Regions from separate parts of the Homo sapiens genome. Here region 2 is linked to region 1. A link is a contact called in ENCODE Hi-C or POLR2A ChIA-PET data. All regions are on one chromosome and are shown on one strand. The core of a region is the stretch at or near the end of the contact, and the rest is flanking DNA. Distances in the headings are between cores, read along the strand shown.

Region 1 (6,455 bases), core at 3,126-5,625:
GAAAGTGTCTGTTCATGTCCCTTGCCTACTTTTTAATGAGGTTGTTTGTTTTTTTTTCTTATAAATTTGTTTAAGTTCCTTGTAGATGCTGGATATTAGACCTTTGTCAGATGCATAGTTTACAATATTTTCTCCCATTCTGTACGTTGTCTGTTTACTCTGTTGATAGTTTCTTTTGCTGTGCAGAAGCTCTTTAGTTTAATTAGGTCCCATGTGTCAATTTTTGTTTTTGGTGCAATTGCTTTTGGCATGTTTGTCATGAAACTTTTGCCAGGGCCTGTGTCCAGAACGGTATTTCTTAGGTTTTCTTTAAGTGTTTCTATAGTTTTAGGTTTTACATTTAAGTGTTTAATCCATCTTGAGTTGATTTTTGTATACGTTGAAAGGTAAGTGTATCAGTCCATTTTCAAACTGCTGATAAAGACATACCTGAGACTGGGCAATTTACAAAAGAAAGAGGTTTAATTGGACTTACAAGGAGAAGCAAGTCACGTCTTACATGGATGGCAGCAGGCAAAAAGAGAGAGCATGTGCAGGGAGACTTCCGTTTTTCAAAACCATCAGATCTTGTGAGACTTACTCACTATCACGAGAACAGCATGGGAAAGACCTGCCCCCGTGATTCAATTACCTCCCACTGGGTCCCTCCTACAACATGTGGGAATTCAAGATGAGATTTGGGTGGGGACACAGCCAAACCATATCAGTAGGGATCCAGTTTCAATCTTCTGCATATGGCTAGCCAGTTATTCTAGCACAATTTATTGAATAGGGAATTCTTTCCCCATTGCTTGTTTTTGTTGATTTTGTGGAAGATCAGATGGTTGTAGGTGTGCAGCATTATTTCTGCACTCTCTATTTTGTTCCATTGGTCTATGTGTCTGAACAGTACCATGCTTTGTTTACTGTAGCCTTGCAGTATAGCTTGAAGTCAGGTAATGGGATGCCTATAGCTTTGTTCTTTTTGCTTAGGATTGCCTTGACTGTTAGGGCTCTTTTTTGGTTTCATATGAATTTTTTTTTTTTTTGAGACGGAGTCTCGCTCTGTCGCCCAGGCTGGAGTGCAGTGGCACAATCTCGGCTTGCTACAAGCTACACCTTCCGGGTTAATGCCATTCTCCTGCCTCAGCCTCCTGAGTAGCTGGGACTACAGGTGCCCGCCACCATGCCTGGCTAATTTTTTGTATTTTTTAGTAGAGAGGGGGTTTCACCATGTTAGCCAGAATGGTCTCAATCTCCTGACATCGTGATCCACCCACCTTGCCCTCCCAAAGTGCTGGGATTACAGGCATGAGCCACCGCGCATGGCCTCATATGAATTTAAAAACATTTTTTTTTCAAATTCTGTGAAGAATGTCATTGGTAGTTTGACAGTAATAGCATTGAATCTGTAAATTACTTTGGCTGGTATGGTCATTTTAACAATATTGATTATTTCTATCCATGAGCATGGAATGTTTTCTTATTTGTTTGAGTCATCTCTGATCTCATTCAGCAGTGTTTTGTAGTTCTCCTTGTAGAGATCTTTTACCTCCCTAGTTAGCTGTACTCCTAGGTATTTTATTCTTTTTGTGGCTATTGTGAATGAGATTGCATTCTTGATTTGGCTCTCAGCTTGGATGCTGTTGGTACATAGAAATGCTACTGATTTTTGTACATTGATTTTGTATCCTGAAACTTTGCCGAAGTTGTTTATCAGATCAAGGAGCTTGTGGGGAGAGACTACGGGTTTTCTAGGTATAGAATCATGTCATCTTCAAACAGGGATAATTTGACTTCCTCTCTTCCTATTTAGATGCCTTTTATTTCTTTCTCTTGCCCGATTGCTCTGGCCAGGACTTCTAATACTATGTTGAATAGGAATGGTGAGAGAGGGCATCCTTGTCTTGTGCCAGTTTTCAAGGGGAATGTTTCCAGCTTTTGCCCATTTAGTATGATGTTGGCTATGGGTTTGTCATAGGTGGCTCTTACTATTTTGAGGTATGTTTATTGAGAGTTTTTAACATGAAGCAGTGTTGAATTTTATCTAAAGCCTTTTCTGCATCTATGAGATGATCATGTAGTTTTTGTTTTTAGTGCTGCTTACATGGTGAATCACATTTATACAGTGTAGAATTGTAATAGCTACATAGTATTCCATTGTATGGCAGAACCTTAATTTATTTAACCAAGTGCTTTTTATTTGGATGGTTTCTTTTTTTTTTTTTTTTTTGAGACGGAATCTGGCTCTGTCGCCCAGGCTGGAGTGCAGTGGCGCAATCTCAGCTCACTGCAAGCTCCGCCTCCCGGGTTCACGCCATTCTCCTGCCTCAGCCCCCCGAGTAGCTGGGACTACAGGCGCCTGCCACCACACCTGGCTATTTTTTTGTGTTTTTAGTAGAGATGGGGTTTCACCATGTTAGCCAGGATGGTCTTGATCTCCCGAACTCGTGATTCGCCCGCCTCGGCCTCCCAAAGTGCTGGGATTACAGGCGTGAGCCACTGCGCCCGGCTGGATGGTTTCTAACATGGGGCTATCAATCCCACTCCTATAAACAAGCTTGTGGGTAAATTTTTGACAGCATCTATGACCTTTTTTCAATGATCAATGTAGGGTTTATCTTCCTTTTTAACTTTTTACTAATGCAGAACATGTATAGATAAAAGTGCACATATCATAAGTGTACAGGTAGACACATTTTCACAAACTGAGCCCACCTGTGTAACCAGCACTCAGCTGAAGAAACAACATGACCAGAACTTCAGAAGAAGCCCCCTTTGTACACCCTGCCCACCGGGTCTTTTTTCTTTTTCAATTGAATATCATTGTATCAATTGCTATTGTTGGAATATCATTTCAACTGGTTATCAATTTAATACATCAAATTGGCAAACCCAACATACCACTTTGTAGCAGGGCCAGTAAGGACATCACAGAGTGCCACTGCATGTGCACTGGTGTCTATCTACTCTCTGTGCCTTGACCCTCCTACTTTCAGCTCTCTGGTATCTGGTAACCTTAACTCTCACCTGAGCGTCAACTCTACCTTTTGTGTAGCTTCAATAGCTGAGTGGGCAGCAGGCAGGTTGGGAAAGAGGCATGCTGGGAAGTTTCTTATCATTAATATAGCTTCCCTGGTCAGTCTGATTGGCCTGACCAGGCATGTGTTGCCCTTTCCCCAGCCCCACACACCTACCTGCCTAAGCAGTTGTGAGCAAGGGCCAGGTATTCTAAACTAATAGATTTCAAACTTGGCTATATGTTGGAATCGCTGGGGACCTTGAAATGTAATGATGCCTGGGGCCCACCCCCAGAGATTCTGATTTAATTGGACTGGAGTATGGCTTGGACATGGAGATTAAAAAAAAACAAAACACCCAAGTGATTCCAATCTGCAGCCAAGGCTGAGAACCACTGCTCTCAACTCTTTGGCATTTGTGGGTGTGCTGCTCTGTGTCAACATTAGCTGAGGATTAACTGCCACGTCTCATTGACTCCATAATATTTTTGTAACTTGCACCAACATTTTTTTTTGTTTCACTTTCTTTAGAGGGTTTGTGCAACACTGTTTTGACAACATCCCACTCTCTTCATAGATTGAACTGACAGTCTCTAAGATGGCTGTAGATATACTGGGTCCTTTAACCAGAACAGGAATTAAGATGTTTTAAAACAATAGTGAGTTACAAAAGTCACTCCTTAAGCATATTTGATGAGCTTTCTACCTCTACTACAGATGATGTGCTTTGATGAAATAGTGTGCTTGCTGAAAGAAATGATGGTTTCAGATGTGTAAATTGCACAAGAGAGGTTTACAAGGCCATCACGCCTGACCCATCTGAATTGTTTCCTGCAGAGGACACAAGCCTTTGGAAGGACACTTCATGGGCAGGGAGGACCTTCCTAAACAGGAGCCCAGACAGCATACTTGAAAGGTGATTAAAGAAAATTTCTTTTGTAAGTTACCTTCAAGAAGGAAAAGGAACTGCCTGGCTTATGAGGCCAAATAAATGGGCTAATCAGAAATCAGACACTTAAAGCACAAAAGGAAAAGAAAGGAGATTAAGCAAGGCAAGAAGAGATGAGTCTGGGGTAAATTGGCACTTCCGCAGTGTACGAGGAGTGTGGCTGACACCCAGTAGAGGGAATGACCAGCTAGGTCACCTGGTAAGGCTGTTGGTGAGTTTCAGTCGAGCCTCCAAGGTGCTGAGGCACATGAAACACGGGCAAGTGTCATCCGTGTTAGACAGACAGGGTAATAAACAACGAAGGCAAAGGCACAGATTTGGAAACACCTTCTGAGTCTCGCAAAGTTGTCAAACTATTTCCAATTTCACTCTACTAAGTGTTCACATGAGAATGCTGATGTGTGGGCTGGAGTTCCCAGCAACGTCATCTTTTCCTGAGGCATGCTCAGTGGATCCCGGCCAGGAGGTCTGCTCCACAGAGCTTGGAGCGGATGATACACTTCCCCACGTGATTGCAAAGCAGTGGTGGCTTCTGTCTTATATTTATACAACCAACAGGAATAACCTATTTTAGAGAAAACAGGCAAAGAAGGGAGCTGAGGGTAGTAATTTTGTAGCCTACTCTGTAATTTAGTCTGGTACTCTTTGCCGAAAGAGAAAATAGTTCCTCTGTTAACAGACAGTGGAGGATGAGAGAAGGAAGGATCAAACAATTTGGGCCCCGGTCCTAGAATTTCCAACGTGGTGGGAAGGGAGGGAAAATGTTGACTTCCCCCCTCCCATTTTAATATCATAGAAAACCAATGGTTATTCATGGAGATGACAGGCACACAGATTGAGATATAGATTAGATGGATGGAGAGAGAGAGAGAGTGAAGTGGAGAGGAGAGAGAGAGATAGAGAAAGAAAGAGAGAGAGATTGAGAGAGAGATGGTGGCAGGGTGAGCAGCGCAATAATAGGATGAGAGGAGACAAGACTATCCATCAAGAGCATAGACTCTGAAGCCAGACTGCTGCCTAGGATTGAGTTGCAGCCACCACTGACTAGCAGGTGACCTTGGGCAGGTTATGGAACCTCTCTATGTCCCAGTGTTCCCATCTATAAAATGAGTTAGTAAGAGTACATACTTTGTGGGGCCTGGCAAAGAGTAAGCTGGAAAAAGTTAGCTTTTATTTTATTCTTATTAGTATAACTTCCCAGGATATTACAAGAAAACAGATGAGAATTCTCTATCCCAGCCTGAGGTAGTCAGAGAGAATCACCCCTCAGGCCAGGGGAGGTGGTGGCCTGAAACGAGTCTTACCTGATGAATGGGAATTAGCAAGTGAGGAGGGAGATGACATTTACATTCTAGGCAGAGGAGAGGGGTTTGTGGGTGAGAAACAGAGTGCTTGTAAAGAAGTAAAGAAGGCTTTCAAGTGATTTGGCGGGAGAGAAAGGGAGAGAGAGAGAGATAATTTTTTGAATCCCAATTATTTCCATGTTTCAAAAATAAACACATATGGAAATCATGATGTTTTTTTCAGTCCACAGAAAATGAAATACAAGGAGATTCAAGAACATCTTGTCTCCCCAGGGATCTATAGACCACAGTTTGGAAATCACTGTTAGTGTGTGCTGTATCTTAGACCCAGGCCCTGCTTCCCTTCAACAGCACCATTTAGGAGAGTCACTGAAGGTTTTCAAACAGAGGAACCATGATGGAAATGACTCTTCCACATCTATTTCGATCTCTTTCCAGTGTGCCTTTATGTATAGTACAGAAATAGAAAAACTACATTTCCCAGACTCCCTTGCAGCTGTGTAATTTAAGTTACACCAATCAGATGTGGTCATGTTAGACAAATGTTAGAACTCATTTAAGTGGGGGAAAGAGGCATGGTAGGTGGTTTCTATTTTGCAGATACAGGTTGCAACAGGTCTGGGATGATTCTGAAGCCAAGGATTCCAGCAGTGGTTTCCTGATCCCCAGATTACACCTGAGGGCAGCCATCCTGGAGACATCTGCTGAGAGGGCAACTTCCTGATTTGCCCACACAACTCCTTCCCAAGGATGGTGGCTTGCCGGCAGCAAACCCAGTTAACACATGTCTGATGTCTGCAGTATTCTGGACCCAGATCCTGTTAACAGCACTATCCAGTTCAGGGGCCAGCCTCACTGTCTGCCTCATTTTCCACTGCCTGTGGCCCTCCATTAGAGTCCTGTAATCCCAGCTACTCAGGAGGCCGAGGCACTTGAGCCCGGAAGGCAGAGGTTTCAGTGAGCCGAGACCGTGCCACTGCACTTCAGCCTGGGTGACAGAGAGAGACTCCATCTCAGAGAAAAAAAAAAAGTGAACTGTAGCCCTGGACTTGAGGTGGGTGGCCTATGACAGGCCAGGGGTGGAAGGAGTTTCCTCTAGTCCTGGACAGAGTCCCCATGCGCAATGTGTGGGCTGTGCCCTGTACACAGGCACCTGGCAGAGGGAATGAGTGGGAGCTGAAATCCAGCCCATGTTCCCCTTGC
Region 2 (6,439 bases), core at 1,606-4,105, 56 kb after region 1:
CTAAATATCACATTTTAACTTTGTAATTTATGTTGAAATTTGGTGAGGGCAGTTCCTTATTTATTACTTTACATTTTAAATAATTCTTGCTTTTCTTGTGTACTAATTCTTCTTGATAAATTAGTCATTGTGCACCTTGAATAGCATATCATCAAAAGTGTGCTAAGGGAACTGTGGATGGGTTACGTGGTGTTTTAGGGTTTACATCTTTGCCATGTACTTGGCATTGAAACTGGCATTGAGGCCGGGCATGGTGGCTCATGCCTGTAATCTCAGCACTTTGGGAGGACAAGGTGGGTGAATCACTTGAGGTCAGGAGTTCGAGACCAGCCTGGCCAACATGGTGAAACCCCATATCTACTAAAAAAAAATACAATACAATACAAAAAATCAGCTGGGAGTGGTGGCTCATATCTGTAGTCCCAGCTACTCAGGAGGCTGAGGCAGGAGAATCGTTTGAACCTGGGAGGTGGAGGTTGCAGTGAGCCGAGATCGTGCCACTGCACTCCAGCCTGGGTGATAGAATGAGACTCTGTCACAAACAAACAAACAAAGGAAAAACTAGCACTGAAGTATCTTCAGTTAGCCTATTTCGCTTTTATGGCAGGAAGGCTAGTTTACGCTATACTTGCCTTCGTGGGAGAGCTGGGTTTGATTGTGACCCATGGTGGATGTCCTTCATATCCCTCAAGGAGAACCCCATTCCTGGTCATTGCCTCATCTTAACTCTGAGATTAAACCTTTTGCCATAATGAATGGCAGAAAAATTGTAGTAAACTATTACATTTGCACAGGTCAGCATTTATATTCGCTCTAATTGAATACTTAGGGTTCTAACTCAGTGGTATGTTATTTCCCTAAGGGTCACCTAAACAGTTGTGATTTTATTTTCATTCTTGGACTTGATCTATGATTCTCCTTAACCATTTGAGTTGTACCAGTGTTGCTTTCTCTCTTACCAGGGCATGGAGGTCAGTATATAATAGTCTCACTGTTGGGAAGAAATTATCATCTCTCTAACATTTTCCCATACCATGAAGTTAAATATTTTGCCATGTGTTGCTGGCCAGAAAACAGTAGGGCCTTTTGAAATTTGTAACTTACATATATTTTCCCACAATTGTTACATTTTCATAGACCAGAGAACACTCAGGCTTCTATCTGAACCTTTTCTTGGATCTGTCCTAGTAGGGTATAATGTTTCCTTAAGCTTGCTAGCAGATATTTCTTAATACCAGCCTGTGGATTTTGTATAACTTTGGTTAATTTCTCCTCCTGATTCTGCTGTTAAATAGAAAGCAAAGTGGTTATTGCTGTATTACTGTTCCTGCATTGGTCATGTGATGTGCTCATGTGAGCACTTTATTTGTAATAGACTCTTCTGGGAGGAAGCTGCTTGTCTCAGGGAGTCTCCTGTTCTCTAGAAATTGCCCTTCATGGCCAGGGTACTGCTTCTTTTGTTAGAGCTCCTTACATATTCTCTACCGTGTTATCTCTGGCCTACATACTCCTATTCCTGTTTCTTTGACCTGAGCTTGACTTCAGTGAAGCTATTGGAGAAGGAAATTAAAATGGACTCTTGGCTGGGCACAGTGACTCACACCTATAATCCCAACACTTTGGGAGGCCGAGGCAGGCAGATCACCTGAGATCAGCAGTTTGAGACCAGTCTGGCAAACATGGTGAAACCCCATCTCTAATAAAATACAAAAAAAAATTAGCCAGGCGGTGGCACGTGCCTGTAATCCCAGCAACTTAGGAGGCTGAGGCAGGAGAATCGCTTGAACCAGGGAGGCAGAGGTTGCAGTGAACCGAGGTCGCGCCACTGCACTCCAGCTTGGGCGATGGAGTGAGACTCCGTCTCAAAAAAAACAAACAAAAAAAAAAGGACTTTATATGGCACCTGAAAAAGATTCAATAGATTCGACTAGCACTTACTGAGTACTTACCAACTAAAACAGGATATCATCTAATTCTCACAACAGCCATGCCCATTTTACCAATTAGGAAACTGAAGTTCTGAGCGGGTAAGAAGATGACTCACACGTATAATAGGTAGTAGAGCCACATGTCTGCCCGCCTGATCGTCTTACCACCTCTTTATAGCAGAGAAAGTAGGTGAGGGATTGGGCGCAGTGTGTGAGCAAAACAAACTGGAGGAAAGGACCATCGAGTGCATTGTCACCGCCTCCCAAGCATTACCACATCCTGAAGCACAGCCGTTTCCTTCTCGAGTTTGTTTAGTTTTTATCTTCCCCATTTAAGATCATCTGAAAGTGAAAGGGAAAAAAAGAGCTGACACTGAAAAGTCTCTTACAGAGTACAAAGATGTTTGTGATCAGTTTCCCAAGAGGCTGAAATAAAACTCAAAGGTGAAAATAAAGACAACAGTACATGGGTAAATAAAAAATTGGGGATGCTTAATAGCCATTGTCTGGGCTTGAGGAGTTCTTTGATTTGTTTACCCTCATTGAATTTTCTATGATTAGATGCTAGTCCATGGTTCTCAGTCCTGGCTGCTCATGAGAATTGTCTGGGGAGCGCCTGAAATGAGTGACACCTGCTCCCTACATAAACCAATTAAATCAATTGCTGCGGGTAGGAGTCTAGGTGCTGGTGCTTTTGGGTTACCCAGGCGATTGTGTAATAATATTCTTCCAGAGTTAAAACCACAGTGTTAGAGCTGGTGAAATTTTTGCCCAAGAGCTATGAACCACTTTAGGGGATAGAGTCTGTGAGTGAGATGCCAAAGGTTAACACCGAAGTCATTCTGGAGTCCATCAGCATTAGTTGAAAGTTCTGGATTTGGAATGAAATGGAAACTAAGAAGCATTGGGAAATTGCCAAGGCATATTCATTGCCTTTGAGGAGCTCATAGATAAATGAGAAGCTGGGACAAATACATAAATTTACGTATGCTAGTCAGAAGGATGAATCATATAATTTTGTGGTATCTTTTTGCTGCTGTCCCTACCTCGCCCTTAAAGGTTTTTGAAATAAGGGTGGTTTCTGGGAACAGGTAAGGTGTTAACCCAATTGTCCTTTATCCAAAATGTTGTTGGAGGCTTTCTGGATGGAGATCACAAAGAGAAGAACAAAATGTAAATGTGCATACTCTTTTTCTTTTTCTTTTTTTTTTTTTTGACAAAGTCTTGCTCTGTCGCCCAGGCTGGAGTGGAGTGGCGCGATCTTGGCTCACTGCAAGCTCCGCCTTCCGGGTTCACGCCATTCTCCTGCCTCAGCCTCCCCAGTAGCTGGGACTGCAGGCGCCCGCCACTGCACGCGGCTAATTTTTTGTATTTTTAGTAGAGACAGGGTTTCACCGTGGTCTCGATCTCCTGACCTCGTGATCTGCCCGCCTCGGCCTCCCAAAGTGCTGGGATTACAGGCGTGAGCCACCGCGCCTGGCCCCTTTTTCTTGACTTCCACCTTTTTTCCTTGGCTGTTTACTCCTAGCACTGCTCTCCAGAGTTTTCTTAGAATTTATATTAGTAGGCAAGGTTAGTGTATGATAAATAACTGTATAGAGAGACAAACAAAAATCTTATCCTCTTAGACTAATTCAGTGGGAACTTGAGCTTAGAGACTGATGTGGTTTGGCTCTGTGTCTCCACCCAAATCTCATGTTGAGTTATGATTTTCAGTGTTGGTGGTGGGGCCTGGTGGGAGGTGATTGGATCATGGGGGCAGATTTCCCCCTTGCTGTTCTCATGATAGCGAGTGAGTTCTCATGAGATCTGGTTGTTTAAAAGTGTGTAGCACTTCTCCCTTTGCTCTCTCTCTCTCCTGCCACCATGTGAAGATGTGCTTGCTTCCCCTTCGCCTCTGCCATGATTGTAAGTTTCCTGAGGCCTCCCTATCCATGTGGACTGTGAGTCAATTAAACCTCTTTCCTTCATAAGTTACTCAGTCTCAGGTAGTTCTTTCTAGCCACATGAGAACAAACTAATACAGAGATCATCTGTAATCTTCCCAATTTTACACATGAGAAAGTAGAAGCCCCAAGTAAGGAAGAGACTATGCCAGTCATCAGCTAGTTTTTGGTATAACATCTTGGCCACCTCTTCCAAAGGGAACCAGAAATTATTCTTTTTATGAGGCCAAGGGAACTTACATTTGTGTGCCACTCTCTGCTAAACACAATAGTGGTTAGCTGTAATTCTCACAGCGTCCACATTAAGTGTTTCCATTTCTTGGATGAAGAGTCTAAAGCTTAGATAGTTTAAGTCTCTTACCTAAGCAAAGTTAGGGGCAAAGCCATGGTTAAAATTCAGGTAGAGTGAGGTTTGTTTGTTTGTTTATTTTTTGGAGACAGAGTGTTCCTCTGTCGTCCAGGCTGGAGTGCGTGGTGTGATCTTGGCTCACTGCAACCTCCACCTCCAGGTTCAAGTGATTCTCCTGCCTTAGCCTCCCAAGTATCTGGGATAACAGGCACCCATCACCACGCCTGGCTAATTTTTTGTATTTTTAGTAGAAATGGGGTTTCACCATGTTGTCCAAGCTGGTCTCGAACTCCTGACCTCAAGTAATCTGCCCGCCTTGGCCTCTCAAAGTGCTGGGATTACAAGCAAGATTGAGCTTTTAAACCTACGCTCTTTTCAGTTTAACATAGTATACCATTGTCCCCAGTGCAATTCTTTATAGCAAATATAGTCTCTATTAGCAATGCTGAGGTTTTGTCTAAATTTATTCTGTTACACAATCAGGAAATGGTATAATCTAATGCTTATCTAGTTTTATTATTTCAGAACTATCAGATTGATACCTACTCCACTTACTTACAATGAAATAATTCTACTTCTGAAAACCACTACTTGTTAGTCTGCATTATCATCTCTGGGAATATGAGAAGCAGTATATACAGACTTGTACTCCAGTCTTAATTTCTGATGCCTACCAGCAGTGTGAGCCTGGGCAAATCACTTAATCCCACTACACTTCAGTGTCCTTATCTACAAAATAGAAATGCTAGTGGCTAATCATAGGATGGTTGCATTGATGAGATTGAGAACGTATGGCATAGTGCATAACACATGGTAGGTGCTTGGTAGATGTTGGTTATGAATTTACTATGAGAAGTTAGTGACACAGCATTTCCTTGATGAAGTCAGCTTTCTGCTAAGAATAAAAGCTGGGTAGGGAGCTCTTAACCTTGAATGTTAATTATCTTCAAGTTTATTGGCTGAAGGTCTCAGCTGTACAAAACTGATCATTTTCCAAGAAACATAGCACTTTCAGCTCTTTTGTGCTTTGAGAGTGACTTGCTTTGGATTCCCTTTGATCACTGTGATGGCTAACTAAATGATTTGCCTCAGTTAACCTCAAATATGAGTACAGTGTGACCATTAGCTATTCCTGCTTCCATGACAACAGGGCATCCTGTAACTCACCAATTTACCGTTAGGACTAGATTCTAAACTCCCTTCTGGAATTAGGTTGATATGGATGCATGGCGGCTTTGGCTGCATAGTGCTTGTTACTCACATGCTCTAGCTCGTCACAGCTTTATTTGTGACATCTGTTCTGAACACATCATGTCTCTTCCACTCTCTGGCCTGACACACCATATTGACTGTTACTGCCACTGTATTGTCTTCCTACCTGCCTTTTGGCTCTTCTCATGATTTTAAGGATTGAATACCCTTAAACAAATATATAGAATGAAGTTGGCCTGTAAGAGGGATTTACCGTTACCTGCAAATGTTATCTTGAACCTCTGAATTTTATTTGCTATGTTAAGTTTGTAACTAAACTTACTGGGTGTTTTAATTTTCAGTTGCGATCCGAGGTTTTTTTGTGTGTGTGTATGTGACACAGGCTCTCACTCTGTCACCTAGGCTGGAGTGCAGTGGCGCAATCTTGGCTCTCTGCAGCCTTGACCTCCTGGGCTCAAGCGATCCTTGCACCTCTCAGCCTCCGAGTACCTGGGACTACAGGTGCACACTGCCACATCCGGCTAATTTGTATATTTTTTGTAGAGACGGGGTTTCACCATATGGCCCAGGCTGGTCTCGAACTCCTGAGCTCAAGTGATCCTCCCGCCCCGGCCTACCACTGGGATTACAGGTGTGAGCCACCGCACCCAGCCAGGAAATTTTTTGTTGTTGTTGAGGCAAAGTCTCACTGTGTCGCCCAGGCTGGAGTGCAGTGGCACGATCTCGGCTCACTGCAACCTCCACCTCCCAGGTTCAAGCGATTTTCATGCCTCAGCCTCCCAAGTAGCTGGGACTACAGGCACGTGCCACCATAGCTGGCTAATTTGTTTGTATTTTTAGTAGAGATGGGGTTTCGCCATGTTGCCCAGGCTGATCTCGAACATCTGAGCTCAAGTGATCCTCCCACCTTGGCTTCCCACTGGGATTACAGGTGTGAGCCACCATGCCCAGCCAGGAAATATTTATTGAATACCTACAATGTACCAGGTATTGTACTAATGGAC

The links. Hi-C counts contacts between places; a loop is a spot of excess contacts on that map. ChIA-PET counts read pairs that join two places held with the same protein, here RNA polymerase II (POLR2A). Pooled maps may share reads with other maps.
Region 2: a pooled map shows a loop between it and region 1 (4-fold over the local background). The contact joins two enhancer-like sites. A Hi-C loop is called at or near these places in 4 of 168 maps with a recorded cell type or tissue (CD4-positive, alpha-beta memory T cell, HepG2, ovary and 1 more), 1 of 37 single-sample maps with no recorded cell type and 10 of 50 pooled maps. POLR2A ChIA-PET finds 5 or more read pairs at or near these places in 5 of 52 experiments (B cell, T-cell, activated B cell and 2 more).

What each region holds. Positions count from the first base shown.
Region 1 is chrX:24,420,741-24,427,195 of GRCh38, forward strand. No RefSeq gene overlaps it. Among named protein-coding and RNA genes, the nearest start is that of PDK3, 41 kb to the right of the region's middle. Within about 2 kb of position 4,376, at least 6 of the 41 ENCODE cell types and tissues checked have a DNase peak (open chromatin) inside an H3K27ac peak, as active enhancers do.
Region 2 is chrX:24,477,921-24,484,359 of GRCh38, forward strand. All of the region lies in intron 1 of PDK3 (pyruvate dehydrogenase kinase 3), which reads left to right. Among named protein-coding and RNA genes, the nearest start is that of PDK3, 16 kb to the left of the region's middle. Within about 2 kb of position 2,856, at least 16 of the 41 ENCODE cell types and tissues checked have a DNase peak (open chromatin) inside an H3K27ac peak, as active enhancers do.